Linked DNA regions of Homo sapiens: region 1 is linked to region 2. The links are chromatin loops, found by intact Hi-C in ENCODE. Cell type or tissue: PC-3. All regions are shown on one strand.

Region 1 (8,000 bases), 59 kb before region 2:
AAGTGTCCCAGCTCACCTCGTTTCTGAGCAGGCACATCTAGCGATCTTAATGCTCAGCATACAGGGATGCTATGAAAATCAAATTGTTTTAGTTATAAGTCCCTGTGCTCCCTCTTCCACCCTCCCAAAGAAAAAAATGGCAAGCAACGAATGCAAATAATTTTTCAAATCGATTGTTTTATGAAAATGCCTGTTTTTATTGTATCTTTTTTAAGGACTAGAGAATCACATAAATGACAATTCCAGAAACCATAGATTTATGACTTTTTTACTTTCCAAATATGTTGGCACGGAGTTAAAAAATATAAAATTTTGTAATTTCGGGAAGAGAATAATGTACTTTTTTATTAAAATGGAAATGACACACTGCTGCATATCTAAGTTGATTTAGTGTTTTTATTAGTTATATAACTGTTTTAATACCTCACTAACTATTGCATTCTCCCTTAAGGTTTCCATTGTTCACATACCCTAGAAACAAATTGATAATTCTGAAAAAATAAAGTATTTCTTGGTTGTTTGCTAACAGCAGAATAGCAATCAGTCACCACAGGGTTACTACAATGGGCATCATTATATCTGGATCCTTATCAATTTCACTATACGGGTAAGTATTATTGCTGTATACCGGAACTCCTTTGGTGTTATTGCTTAATTTTAATTGTGATTGTAAAATGTGAACAATGTGGATCTTTAAACCACAATTAAACACCTGCTATACTTGTTGTCTGTTGGCATTTAAAGATATATTGAGTATTTAAAAACTGCTGATTCAGATATTACATTGAGCATAAAAATAGATTTAATTTGAGAGCAAATGTTTGCTTAAGGAGGAAGTTACAGGAAAGTTTTCGGAAGTCAGATAGGTGAGTCCAAATTAAAGTCTGATAGGAAGACAGACCCGACAGAAAGTGTAATCATTTCGCAGTCTGCTCTTCTGCCTCCTCCTGCCGGGTCTCATGCCAATTTCTTTCAGCAGTGGGAATCTGACTCTTTGTCCCACTGACAACTTGTTAATGAAGAACCTCCCTACAGGAAGCACCTGCCCGATGTTGATGAGATATTAATAGGAGAAATAACAGAGTTACAGAGGCGCAGGGGAGTGTAGTGGGGAGAAGGGGTAATGATATCTGATTTCAGCCCCAGGTCCCAACCCAAATCAAATGTGAAAAATAGATGTCCTGGACTTGGGGGCTTAAATCCTGCAGATGAAGGGTGATTTGAAGTTTCCTGAAATCCATATTCAGAGCGAGCATTAGTCCCTGAGCTGTGTCTGCAGTCTGTAAACAGAAGGCTTTCCTTCTTTGCTTTTTTTTCTGATGAGTAGGTGGGTTTCTCTGTCTTTTCCATCATCATAATTAACCATTCACACAGTGCCTGCAAAACATTCTACTAGGTTCTGAGTTTCCAATATCATTTAAAACAGCATCGTTTGCCTAAGCTCAGATATACTTTAGTTTTTTAGGAAAAAAGCATTTCTTGTTTTAATTTCCCAGCAGTGTTTTTATAAACAGTGAAGAAGGGAGTAGTATGGGTGGGACAATGGGGACAATAAAAGAATCTTTCCTTGGAGAAACGGGACCACAGGTTGGATGTGAGGAGCAGGAAAGAATAAAATATACTGGGTTATGTTCATCTAAGTTTAATTTTTTACTTATAAAAAATCAAATCAAAATAGGCTTGCAAATCCCAACTTTCCATTTCAAGTAAACAAATGTGATAGTATGCCAGGGAGCTGCCTCAGCTCGGGAAGAAGGTTTAAACAGTTAAACTTTCTGCAAAGACTGCAAAATATCCAGCTAGGAGGCAAATGCGTGATGAAACATGACAGAGGTGGAACAGGCCTCTTTGTGGGTTAAATCTTGAATAAGGTGCACATGTCAATTCTATATTTATTATGAGAACATATTCAGATGTATTATAAGAATCTGGGCCCCTTTGCTCCTCCCTTAAGGCCTGTCTCAGTGCTGAGATGCATGAATGAGAAACAAACCAGACTTCAAAGAACCTTAAAAAGTAATCCTGAGGTTTAGCGAGTGTCTCTTGAGGACCCAGAAGAGGGAGTTACATGGTGTATCACATTAAAAAGGAATCTAAATCTCTTAATTTTACAAAGACAAACCATTTCCATTCCTTGTGTTTCTGTTGTCATGAGCACAATGGAAATGGCTTCTTCCCTGATCAAAGTCCCTGTAAATTGTGAATCTGAATTGACAGTGAGCAAGACAACCTCCCAGGGAACTTTTTTTCTGTCTTCCAAATCATGCAGCCTGAAGCTGCATCTCCACTTTGGCACATAGGGATGTAAGGGTGGAGGCAGGTGGGGTAGTGAGGAGGAATGGGGCAGGCATTAGAGAGTCAACAGGTGTATTCTTTTTAATAATTATAGATATAACCTAGTTACCATAGAACCAAATTTGAAGAATTGTCCCTCTTGGGTCTCAGTTTAAGGGACCTTTAGATATCATACTTGTGCCCAGTGAAGACACATAGTAGGTGCTCAATTTATAATTTTTTAAATGAGCGAATAGATACAGAGCAGACCCATTGAGTGGATCATGACAAGAACTGATTTATAAAGGAGTTCCAAATAACTGGCCAACCTTGCACAATGATGGGGAAAATAACTACTACCCTTGATTATGAAGGCATATTAGTTAAGGTACCATCAGCTGCTATACCAGACAAAGGTAGCATTAACCACTATTACAGACAAACCCCCAAATCTCAATGGCCCAATCCCACGTGAATGTGGCCAAAACCCACAGATTCAGGGGTTTTGGGTTCTCTAGTTTGTGGTTCCTTCATCTTCAACACATGGCTTCTGAGGCTGCTGGAGGAGGAGAATGATATGAATGACTAGGCATAGAGAGGTTTATGGTGCCAGTCAGGAGGTGAAACATGTATCTCTCCTATTCACATTCCATTATTCAGATATCATAAATATAAACTAGCCCAGGACAATGAGAAAACAGCTTTGGTGAAAAGAGGAGAACTGTTCAAATGTGGGATAGAAGTAACCATTGCGTTAGGAGGCACACCCTGCCTCTTCCACCTGCTGAAGGAAAACATGCTGAATGGCTTGGATGACCTTTGGAATGGATGGGAACATAAGAACTTTTCTGCTCATGGCATAAAATTGAAAAGGGCCATGGTATCTCAGACTCAAAGCAGGAGGAGGCACCGGAGTTCTGTTTGGAATGGAGGGGTGCTTTCGTTTGGAAATTGCCTTGGACCTAAGTGGGTAATGCTTTTAAATAAGTTCACAATCTCTACGATGATCAGTAGAGTGGTAATCAGAATAAACTGTTAATATATTCCTAGAAACCAAATCACCTGTGTGCCGAGGACTGGCCTTTCTTTAATCATACATATACATATATATACATTAATAAATTTATTTATATATAAATATATATGACATATACTTATGGAATATATATTTATATCTATATTTATATATACTAATATGTAATATATATTATGGACTATATATTTTATATGTTTATGTAAATATATATAAATATATAGGAACTTATATATATTTATATATATAAACTCAATGAAACACATGATACACAAGCTGCCTTTATGTCACAATCCCATGTGATTTATTGATACAGTAGTCCCCCTGCATCCATAGAGGATACATTCCAAGACTCCCAGTGGATGCCTGAAACTGCAAATAGTACTGAATCCTATATGTACTATGTTGTTTCCTATACATACTTTGATAAAGTTTAATTTATACATTAGGCACAGTAAGAGATTAACAACAACTAGTAATAAAGTAGAAAAATTATAACAATATACTATAATAAATATTACGTGAATGTGGTCTATCTCAAATATATTATTGTACTATCCTTGCCTTCTTTTGTGATCTGTCAGTCTGATAACTGAGCCAGCTACTGAGTGACTCAGCTATGAAGGCGGGTGGCATATACAGTGTGGACACACTGGAGAAAGGGATGCTTCATGTCCAGGTTGGGGCAGAGTAGAATGGTGTAAGATTTCATCATGCTACTCAGAATGGCATGCAATTTAAAACGTATGAATTGCTTATTTCTGGAATTTTGCATATAATATATTTGGACTCATGGCACTTTATCATGAGTAGCTGAAACCTCAGTGAGTGAAACCACGGATAAGGGGGCACTGCTGTATATTCTTATACCCCTCTGAAAAAATAATTAGGCATTTTATGTTTCTTGTATGAATGGCTTGTCTCAGAATGCTGAGAGAGAAAGGTGAGAGAGAGAGAGAAAGAGAAAGAGAGGGAATTTGTCTAAGGGGCTTTCTAGTGCACTTCTTAGGCTAGTGTGGAAACAGAAAAATAAAGTGGTCCATCAGCAGGGACAGTTTGGGACACATTGCTTTAGATCAGTGTCTTAATGTCTACAAGGTGGGTTGTTGTGAGAATGAAGTGGTAATTATATCCGATACTATAAATTGCTCTACAAATGGCATTTTTGCCATTGGTGTGTTCATCGCACTGATACACTCCCAGGAAGACTCTGCCTTTTTTGCCTCTCCAGAATGTTTGAGAAAAAGGTAGAGCAGGAGGATGCACACCAGAGTGTGTTTTTCAGAACCGCGATTTCCTGTCCCAAAGGGTTTGGCCTGTGTTCTGATCCATCTGTGGTCCAGAAGTTTACTGGCTGTTTAGCCTTGCCATAGGCAGTAACGGTAGGTGGTCCCTGAAGGATGTCCTCCTCACTGCCCTCCTGTTTCCAACTCTCTTGTTTTATTTGTCTTTAATATCCCCATGTGGAATGTTTTTGACCAAAATGATCAAAGTGATATTTCAGAAACTCAGTCTGCATGCATGTACAAGATGAATTGGATTAGGGAAAGCACAAGGAACTCCCAGGATAGCTAGCTGTTTTGATTGTCCAACCAATCATTTTATGAACTCGGTGACTGACATCACCTGGACCTTGGTATTATCAGAGTTTCCTGAATAAGGATCCTAATGCTATAAGCCCTTGTTACCCATTCCACCAGTAAGGGTGCCAGAATACTGTAGGGACATCCATTGAACTCCCAGGTATAGTCAAAGAAAAAGTCCTTTCACTACTTACCAGAAGAATGGCAAAGGGTTTGTTGACAAGAACTAAGCTCCTAATAAGGAATAAACTATATGCAGGTTTTGAACAGTTAGCTTCCATATTTTGCTAAAATTATGGATAAAGGTATCATTTTATGAGTCTGAGCCAGAAGAGAAGTGTTAGATACACTAACACAGGCAGAGAAAAAGTGACACTCCTATCCAGATTAGAATAGGAGTCCTTTTCTTCAAGCCCACCTTTGCTGCTGCACAGCTTTCTAGCCACTCTCCATTACAAAGCGCTGTTTAACACTCACTAGTGCTGTTTGTCAAGTAGTTATTGGGCACCTATTATGTGTCAGTCACCATGTTGGACACAGAGAATGCATAGAGTACTGAGATATAAACACATCTCAGTCTTGAATTGGCCACCTTGGTCAAAGTGCAGATCAAGTAATTGATGTCTGAAGTGGATAAACCAAAAGATCTGCTAACTTGTCTGCAGAATCTCTAAGCTATCCCCTTATATCTGGTTAGGCCACCCAAATGCTACATATCAGGACATTGTGTTATATGATATAATATTATGGCCTTAGCTTTTAGTAAGCAATTAAAAATACAGAAATATAAAGAGCATAAATTCAAGTTTTGTAACACCCGTGTTAAAGGCTTTGACCTATCTAGTGTCCTTATATAAGGGTTTGTAAAATAAATTCTTCATATAATTCAGTGCTAGTGAAACATTTCTCTCTTCTGGTATGTTTCCTTATTAGAAAATAAGGTTTGGGTAAGTTGTAAAATTTTCCTTCTAGCTTTGGCTACCAGGATGCTTAGTGCTAGGTTTCCAGTACAGGACCACATCTTCTTCACTTTTTGACACCACTTATTTCTATTAAAAATACCTTTTTGGGGATTATCTTTTACTTTAATCCACCTCAAATTCTTAAATAAACCTTGAAATAGTATAACATACACACAGATTCTATTACAGTTTTTGTTCTTTATAGAGCAAATTCTTTTATGACAGAAAAACAAAAATAAAACCCCAGGAGAATCAGTTCTCCATTGCAGCTCTCTTTTAGGATCCTTCCCTAAGTGTGGTGGTTGGGATTTTACAGATCTCAGTTGTTTGAGGTAGCAGAAGAAAGTATCTTCTGGGCTAAATGCTGATTGTAGCAATCTTTGCCTTACCCTAAAGCCCATTCCTTATAGGCTGATTTGTCCTAAAAGAACCGTGTCCTCCTGCAGCTCTGGGGCTCAGCCAGGTTCAGCCAGCTGAACTGTAGCTTTCCTGTGTAACTGTTTCATGGCTGGACCTGTGTGTTAAACTGTTATATTACCTCATAACTGTTTCCTGATTAACAATAACATTTTTTCCTTTAGTTACATTCATTCCTTTATCTAGGTATCATTATTGTGTTCCCAGTATGTATCAAACATCTCTAGATGGTAGAAATTTGTAGCTGAGGAAGGAAATGTTGAAGTTTTTGAACTGACCTGGTCATATCCTTGAGAAGCCTGCAGTCCGGGGAAGGAGGGAAACACAAGTGCCATGATCCTTTTCTATCATGAGGGTGACATTCCTGGGAAATAACAAAACATGGACCAAAACAAACAAACAAACAAACAAAAAACCCACTTCTCCTCCATAATAGAATTTGGAGGAGCCAAAAACCATGACTTTATGGGCACTATAGAGTTGGGGATCAGGATTGAGAGAATCTATGAAAGCATCTGTAAATTACACAAATTAAAATGAGAATATTGTTAAGAAAAATTCTCCAAAGCTTGTAAATAAGGCATGTCCTTTCAATGTCTTACAAGGGCATTGTCTAACGAGGCCACCTAAGGGTAATTAATTATATTGGGGGATGTACCTTTGCTTGATTTTGCTATTTACTATTAATTATGGGCTCAAGCTCTGTGAAGTTATGTGTTAACTTGGAGATTTTGTATGGCAGAGATGCAAATAATTTCTGTCCAGTAGCAAAGATAACCCCAAAGGTTATGGCTTTTACTGCCCTGTGGAACATTAATCAGTTTTGTATCCAATCTAGCAATATAATTCTAACGTTTCTTTTTAAATGCCTATAAATACCCCATTCCTCAAAATGCTATCTGAAGTAGATTTTTCATACTGCCTCCCTCATTAATGAGTTAATAAATCTTTGACAGGTGTTCATTTTATGTTTGTATGAGAGTCATGTTTTCAACTATAAAAATTATACTTTGACCTTATGTATAGCATTTTACACACCTTACATTATTAGTGCAAAATCAATTTCCATTCACCATCCTTGCTTAATAGAAAACTTGCAGACTCTCCACTGCAGTTTTAATGAGACTGTGGAAACTTGTTTGCTTTGTTGCAGGTGTATTGAAGGAACAAGTCATCCCGCATATAGTCTCCTATTGGAGAGTTCAACAGTTTTGCCTTTTTATGTTTTTAACTTTTGATTCCATCTTGGGGGTCCCATCATGGTCCACAGCACAAAGATGCCTGATGAGGGGAAAGCTTTGAAGATTCCTTATTTAATCCACTCGGCTCGCTGTGGCAGATAATTTCTCCGACACTCTTTCTGATACCCCTGCCCAAATAACTCCATGTCAGAACCCATAAGGAGACAGCAGGACCCTTCCATTGAGGTGCTCTATCTTACACATTTGATTTAGCTCCGTCTTCTGTCCTTCCAACTGTTAATAGTTAATTAGCAAATACTTATTGTGTGCCTGACAGGAACTTTCCACTAGAGTGTTAGCAACAACAACTACAGAACAACAACAATAAATATTTATTGAGTGCCTATTATGTGCCAGGCATGATTCTAACCACTTTATGTTACTAACTTAGACAAAGAATTTCCCTGTGAGAACTGAAATCATATACAGTCACACGATTTACTAGGATTAAAAACTAAGACTGCATTAACAAGAATTTACTAGTCCAGAA
Region 2 (8,000 bases):
GTCTACCCCACAGTGGCACCACAAAGCTCTGCCTGACAGTATGTTCAAGGTATGCCAAGCATGCCCAATAATATCTATAGATAGATAGGATTTCATTAGAATTTGAACTGCCTGAAGGAAAGGGCAAGACTTGGCAGCCTGTTCATTACAATAAAGATTTATGGACGACCAACTCAGAAAATTCAGAGAGAAATGAGTCCATGTCGAATCTGAAATTGTCCAGCTCTGCTTGAATGTGCTAAATCCTTCTTTATCTCATTCCTGCTCTTTGTGTTTGGCAGATTTAGCTCTATGATTCAATAGAAACTATTCTCTTTTCCTAATATGAAAACTTCATTTTATTCTAAACTCTAATAATTTGAGACTTTTTTCTGTGTTGGGTATAAACAGAAATTACCTTTTCACCACTTGAAAGTTTAATTCCCTAGTTTTAATGAACTCCTTAAAAATAAATTGGCTACATTAGATAAAACTTGTCTTATTTATCTGACAATTTCAAACTGTGCTATTATGGAAATATTGGGGTGTGATTTATAATTTTAATGTCCCTATGCTTATCTCATGGGTATTAATCTATTTGGGATTCATCTGTACAGAAGCCATCTGAAAATTCTTTTATGGAATAAAACTCTCATACTAGAAGTTTTGGGAGGCTTTTAAACCCAACTTCTTTTCTTTTTCTTTTTAGGCAGCAATTCTCCCAGAAATAGTCTATTTTGCCTGACAAAATGTATCCAATCCTGAACTTGAAAAGGTTCCACTCCTATTTGTAACTCAGTGACCCTGAGGCCCAAATTGGTATTGAACTTTCAGAAAAAGCACTCTTGGTTCTTTAATAAGAACTTATTGGTAATTAGCACCCTAGCCCGGGCTTACATTTTGGGTTGTCAAAATAAAAATAAAAATAAAAATAAAGTGACATCTGTTGATCTGGAAAAACCCAAAACTGGATACACACATTTAGCTCTGCATTTTAGAAATTCTTAAGTTAATCCCATTTTAGCGTTCCGGAGAAAGGTGCAATGGAATAAAATGATCCCATGAAATCCTTGTGCTCCATAAGGTGTCTTGAAGTTTGATTGGATATTAACTAAAAGATCATTTTGTTTCTCTTTTATAGCAGGAGTTGTAATGTGTTCATTTTATAACATCTCCGCTGTTTGGAATAAATCACCAAGGACAGATGCTCATCACATTTCAGTTCAATAAAATTCTTTGCAGAGTCTGAACAGATACATGGCTAGTTGCTTTAGGTCTTTGTCCAGGCCATCATTTGTTTGGAAAATCTAATTCACAGAACAAAATAGTGTTACACTAAAGACATTGAAATTAATATTTTGTTTGCTGTTTTGTGTGTTTGTTGTTATTTTTGACAGAGATGTGCCTGTAGGACTTTACCTTCAGTTTCACAACTTCCACCTTTATAAATATCATCCACCACCTCTTCATCTTTTCTTCAGAAACAGCACAGTTAATCTGATTTCCTGCTGTTAGATCTTCTAGTAATACCATTTTAAAGGTTCTCAGCAGAAAAATTTGTCAGTGCTCTTGAAGAAGTGCTAAAGTTCCATGTTCAGTCTTTTCTGTGGCAGTAAATAGGTTTTAAACAAGCAAAACCAAGGCATCCATTTTAAAGTAATATGTGTGTCTTGAAAAACTGTTGGTGAGTTTTGGACATCTTTCATGTGCTGTATAGCACTTCTCTTGTATTTTTTTTAAAAATCAAGAAGACATAATCTACTGAGTTGCCAATATTCATTTTTTAAAGGAGGAGAGATTTGAGCTTAAAAAGTTGTGGCTGTACATCTTTAGCTGATTATTTTCTTGAAGAAGTTTCATGTGGTTTTAAATTATTTATCCAAGAGGGTATGTGATAAACAGTTGAGGCTTTCCATAATGGTGTGCAAGGTAAAAATGTGCATTTTACCAAGCATTCATAAATGCATTTTCCTGCATTTGAAAAAGTTGCACGAGTCCCCTGAGGAAATATTATCTAAGTCTTTGTGTGTGTGTGTGTGTGTGTGTGTGTGTGTGGTGTGTGTATAGTGTGTATGTGTGTGTTTATGGGTGTGTGTGTATGTATGTGTGTATGATATGTATGTGTGTAGTGTGTGGGTATGGTGTGTGTGTGTGGTGTATAGTGTGTGTATTTGTGTGTGTGTGTGTGTGTGAGACAGAAAGAGTAAAGGAGCCATCTGAATGTTGAGTAAATAGATAAACCCCATGGCTAGAATGGTGTTGGGGTGATAATCCTTCCCAAAGGGCAACAGAACATGCTTGCTAACCTGTCATGGTAATTTTCCTTGAAAACGAATCAAGGAAATCCAGGGTGTATAGTAACCATTTGGCTGGGCTAAGGTTCTGACACCATCTGACAGGACCAGAAAAGTGGGAAGTTAGGCCCTTGCCAGTGAATTTTGCTTACTGTTTGTTTATTAACAACCATGTCAGTGCTGGATTTACTTTCAAGCTTTCTCTCTTTCAAAAATGTGTTTCTCACTCTAGAATTGAAAGAGCATTTTTACTGGTGTATACTTTGGTTTTGACAAAAGACTCTGTGGCTGTCAGGTCATTTTAGGGTTAGCTTTTTTTTTTCCCACCCTGAAGTAGGTTTCTGAACTGCAGAGAGAAACCTTTCCCATGCACAAATCCCTAAGTTTATAGTGAGTAGACGAGAGGAAATAAAAATTATGCCCTTTCTTTTATTTAAAGATCACCTTCATGTTGAACCAGCTTTTTACTGCCATTAAATATTTGCTTTCTGGGAGCATTTGTATATATTTTCTTAGCTCTTAACTACCACATTTCTACTCAGTTTTGTATCTGCTAGCCCCAGCATTTACAACCTACGAAAACCTCATAAATCTACTTCATTTTTCTAATAAGACATGAAAGTCCTTAATTGGCCTTAATGAAATGCACTTAAAGGGCAATAAACGTGTTTAAGCCCCTCTTTCAGGGTGAGCTTCAGTACTCTCACTCTACTCTGTTTTAGCCTTTCTGGTAATTAATCATTTATTCATATGTGACGAATCAGTAACAAGATCAAGCAACTACTGCACAATTGCATGATAATAAGCTGCTCATATATGTGTCAAGATTTAGCAATCCTTTTTAAAGCCTAATTTAAAGTCATTTTACAACTAACCAGACTGCTTCTCTGAAGCATTTTTCTCCCAGTATCCTTTTTACATGTTTTCATTTGGATGCCATCTTTTTATTTTGTTTATAGAGCCCAGTCCGCCTTAAATCCACTTATGGCACCAGCGTGAATTTCAGCAATGCAAACATTTACCATTGTTTTTCAGTCTGCTTGGAATTCTCTCTTTGATCCAAAGGGGAGGGGTTTGGGAAGAAGCAAAAGAAGGAAAGAAAAGAATGACTGCATTTATAAATAGAAGACCCAAGAGTCCCTGCCATTTTCGTATGTATTTAAATCCTAAATCTGCAGTGATTTATGGAGACGTGTTAATCATTTGCCTGCACCTTAGCAATCTGAGAATTCCAGCAATTTCCCATGTCACAAATATGCCAATGGTGGGGGTGGGGGTGCTTTTTCTGCAGAGGAATTCTTACTTTCAACACAAGCTCAGATCAAATATCTGAATGCCTGTTTGTGTGTACACAAGTTGGGGATTGAATTTTCCTGGCTTTTTCTGTGCAAGTGTGTGCTCACTGGTAAGGATATATAAAGAAAGATTTTGACCTGCGCGATCACGGTAAACAGAGTTGCTTTGCCCTTACAAAATACATCTTAAGTTGATCCTAATATATGATTGAGCAGTTGTCATCAGGCATAGTCAAGGCAAGGTTATTAGGTCCAAGGAAACAAAAGTAGCTAAAGAGTAGAATCAGAAGTCCTTCTCCACCATATACTAACATATGTAGATCACTTGCAGTTTAATCATTTAGATGTCTTTAATATATGCCTAAATCTAGCAGGTGACAATTTTTTTTTTTAAATAAGAAGAGACTCTGATAAACTCAGTAGAGATGGCACTTGTAAGTAAAAACTTGCCATTGGAATTGGTTTGCTGTCTGAATTTATCTTCTTCTATTATACATTGAAATGAAGCTGTAAATATGTGGGTCCCTCCTCCAGATGCACTTAAACCTTATTAATTCTGATGTGAGGTAAAAAAAAAAAAGGTGAGTCTAAATTGGTGACAGAGGTGAGTAGTACAATATTTGAAAAGAAATGTCACTTTATTACTTTCAAGTACAAAGAACAGCTACTCCACTGTAACCAGGCAGAGGGAGCTCTGGCCAGATTCACTATTACATCTGGAAAATGACCATATGTGACAGGACAATAATTGTCTGTTGGTAGTGAATGTTCCTGAAGTGCTTGAAAATTGTTCCCTTATATAGTTTAAAAATTCTACATGCAATTTAACTGTTTTTCTTTGCAATCCCACTAATGCAAAATTTTTATTTTTTTTTATGTGTAGCCAGTAAAATTCATCACAGTGGACTTAATACATATCTGTTGATTTATGTTGACTCAGCAACATTTGTAAAAATATTTGGTCCTAAATTTTGTTTTAAGTTACTTGGAGACCCATTCCTGAATAGAAGGCGCAAAATTAGATTTAACCAAGGCAGCATTCACAGGGTTATCTCCATAAATGGCTTCCCCTGGAGTTGTGCAGTGTACAACTTGTGCATCCATACATGGTGGCTCTGGTTTTCTGTTTTGTCTGTATACACCTGGCCTTGATAAAGAATATCTATGATAAAGATAAAGAAATATCTATGATTTTCATTGAAACATTATATTTTCTTAATTTTCAAAAGTCATATAGTCTGCTTTATCAGGTACCTCTGAAGGAGATTCTTAATTGTAGCAAGGGTATTTTCTCTTCTTCTTTTTTCTTTTCTTTTTTTTTCTTTCTTTTCTTTTTTCTTTTTTTTTTTTTCTGAGACAGAGTCTCTCTCTGTCACCCAGGCTGGAGTGCAATGGTGTGATCTTGGTTAACTGCAACCTCTGCCTCCCAGGTTCAAGTGACTCTTCTGCCTCAGCCTCCCAAGTAGCTGAGAATACAGGTGTGTGCCACCACACCTGGCTAATTTTTGTATTTTCAGTAGAGATAGGGTTTCACCATGTTGGCCAGGCTGGTTTTGAATTCCTGACCTCAGGTGATCCACTTACCCAAAGTGCTGGGATTACAGGCGTGAGCCACAGCGCCTGGCTGAATTATGTCATTATTCTATTTTGTTTTGTGACAAAATGAAATGTTACTTTACTTATGACAGAATTCCTCAGCTCAAAGAACTTTTACGAAAAAAGTAAAGTGATGAGCCCTGAGTAAAATTTTTTTTAAAAGGCCTAGTTACTCAAGCTCCATTAATCAGCTGATTTAAATAATTTTAGAGAGAGAAAAACACAACTTTAGAATATGAAAGCTGGACTCTTTATTGGGCTTAGGATTTTAAGATGGAGTACTATAGCCTTGGCCCTCTGACTAGCATCTCCCCTAGAATTTTGCAGAAATAATCACAATATGTAAAAATAATCAAAATGTGTAAAAATAATTGCAATAAGATGATAATTTAGCAGTAAAAGGAAAATTCCAGACCCAGTTTAATCAGTTAAAGTGTCTCTCTGGTTCTTCTGATTTGTTGTTCATTTATGCTGGGCAGCTGGACAATAGGATTTTGCATGGGCCACAAACAATGAAATAAAACAGCAAGATGTACTGTATTTTACTGAAACATACAATAAAGGGCAGCAGGGGACTAGTCAAAGCCCAATATTCAAAGACTAATTTTTTATCTCTACTTTATTTCCTAAACCAAAATGTTTTTGGTTATAAATATTGGATGAAAGCAAAATGTACCACATTTGCTAACATGGAGGCAATACCTAAACCTACTTTTTATAAGAATTAAATTAATATCATGTAAGTAGTTTTATAGTTTTAGCATTTTATTATTATTTATGTTCTAACTGCTCTGCATAAATAGAACTGTTTCTTGCTTCTTTTTTGTTTTTACTACTAATAAAAAGTAATAGGTATAATAATTCAGGGACTGTTTGCATTTCAAGGCATTTTCTGTTTGGTCTTGGTGGCCTGTGGAAGGAGACATACCCCAAACCAGAGTGTAAGAAGCTTTAATAACAAACGTAGGAAGCACTTCTACGGAGCATTAGATGTTTAGGCAAGGATGTCTAAAACAAACATGGACAAATCAAGGCTTTAAAATTGTTCAACAAAAGCCAGCCCAACTAATGATTGCATTGTGTGAGCAGAAATAGATATATGTTAACTCCCAGCTTCGTTCATGTATGTCTGGCAATTGCAGAACATCCATATATTTATTAATAAATATCTTCCCTATTTACCTGCTGATTTCTCGGAACACTTAAGAAAGAGAAGAAAATAGCTTTATTTGTGACGGGCAGGAAGGCGATTTTTAACCACAACAACCGTGCTTTCTTATATTTTCTTAAAAAAGCCTTTTCAGAAGTAAGAAGTAACAGGAGATACTTAAGTGGAAATCAGAAAATTGAAATCATTTCCTTGTGAAAGTCAGAGGTTTGTGATTTCTTGAGGAAATTATGTAGAAATTCATGCTTGGAAATCTGGAAAACTGGACTAGTAGCTAAGACCATGTTCCTTGTGTGGACAGATCTAGGGCTATATTTTAATGCCCTTATGCCTCAAATCCCTTACTCCTATCACTTCTTAAGTATGTAGACAGCACAAACAACCCCTGCAATGCAGGTGCCTCCTAGCTTCTTCTCTCCCAAAGAAAAGAACACAAACTTACTTTTTTCCCCAGAGAGATTTTTGTGTTATAGTTAAGAGAGTTACATAAGTGTACAGTGGGAGGCTATGCAACCATCCAAAGGAATACTCATCAAGGATTTTTAGTTACATGGAAAATACTGATCCTATGATCAGAAGGGAAATATATAGCATGCAAAGGTATATCCTTCGTGAGATCTCAGATAGAGAAAATGCATTGTAGAAAGACTAAATGAAATATACTAAAATATCAACAAAAATGGTTTTCTAGATGGCAGGATTATGGGTGATTTTTGTTATTTTATATCTTATGCATGGATTATGAAATGAAACTAATAGAAACTGTAAGAAAATAAACATAATGATAAAAATGAGAATTTAGAGTCTATTTTTAATGAATTATACACTATGTTAAGTTTTTATATACGTTTACAGATGAGGATACTAAATCTTAGAGGAGACATGACAAAATAATTTTACCCAAGGTCATACAGTTAGTAAACAGCAGTTAGAATTCAAATCCAGGATTTGTTCCAGGGCCTCATTTCCAACCACTGCATGGAGCTACCTTTCTGTTCTTCACGCACACTTTATGTATAAATAAACCATTGGAAGGTGTCATGAATTCTTTGCTAAAAGAGGCAGCTGTGTGGCTACTTCTCACATCATTCAGGAGCCTGGAATCTACTCTTTTCCTTTCACAAGGACTGTCACTTTTGGTGATTCTCTTTTTCTTTCTAAATGAAAGGCTCAATTTTTGTTCAAACCAAACCAAATGAGCAGGGCTTCTCAACACTGTCCTTCCAGGTTGTAACAGCTCCAGCCATTGACTTGAGCTTAACTTTTAGAAGCAACTTTGGCATGTTTTTGAAGGCAGAGTTTTCCCCAAGCTCTTGTGCTAACTTTTCGGACATGTTTACATCCTAACACCACTCCCGTTATCCCACAGTAAATATTAAGCCTGAGTCCTTCTAATTCATACCAGGCTTGTCATTCTTGCTGTAAAACTTGAAAAGCATCAAACCTAATCCCTTCAGAAAGAGGCCTGTTTTTACTTATGTCTCTTATTCTATGCATACTTTTATTAATCTCAACTTTCTTTGGAGCAACCTCTTTCAGACTAGGAATTCTAATACAAACACATTATCAGTTAAAATTTTCTGAGATTTTCATTTTGCTTCAGGAAAAAAAATTCTCTTTGGTGGTGTCCTAGGATCATCTGAATTAAGGTCAGAGGGCAACTCTGTA

Evidence for each region. Hi-C counts contacts between places; a loop is a spot of excess contacts. Peaks named below come from ENCODE experiments on the same cell type or tissue, not always from the same donor. Only the 100,000 strongest peaks of a DNase experiment are listed, where the experiment ranks them.
Region 1: a loop joins it to region 2, with 2.4 times the contacts of the local background. A loop is called at or near these places in 1 of 110 quality-filtered maps.

The regions. Positions count from the first base shown.
Region 1 is chr3:17,911,558-17,919,557 of GRCh38, forward strand. No RefSeq gene overlaps it. Among named protein-coding and RNA genes, the nearest start is that of BALR6, 47 kb to the right of the region's middle. In PC-3, no CTCF peak of the experiment used is centred here; a DNase peak (open chromatin) is centred at 3,954.
Region 2 is chr3:17,970,147-17,978,146 of GRCh38, forward strand. All of the region lies in intron 1 of BALR6 (B-cell acute lymphoblastic leukemia associated long RNA 6), which reads left to right. Among named protein-coding and RNA genes, the nearest start is that of BALR6, 12 kb to the left of the region's middle. In PC-3, a CTCF peak has its summit at 4,262; no DNase peak of the experiment used is centred here.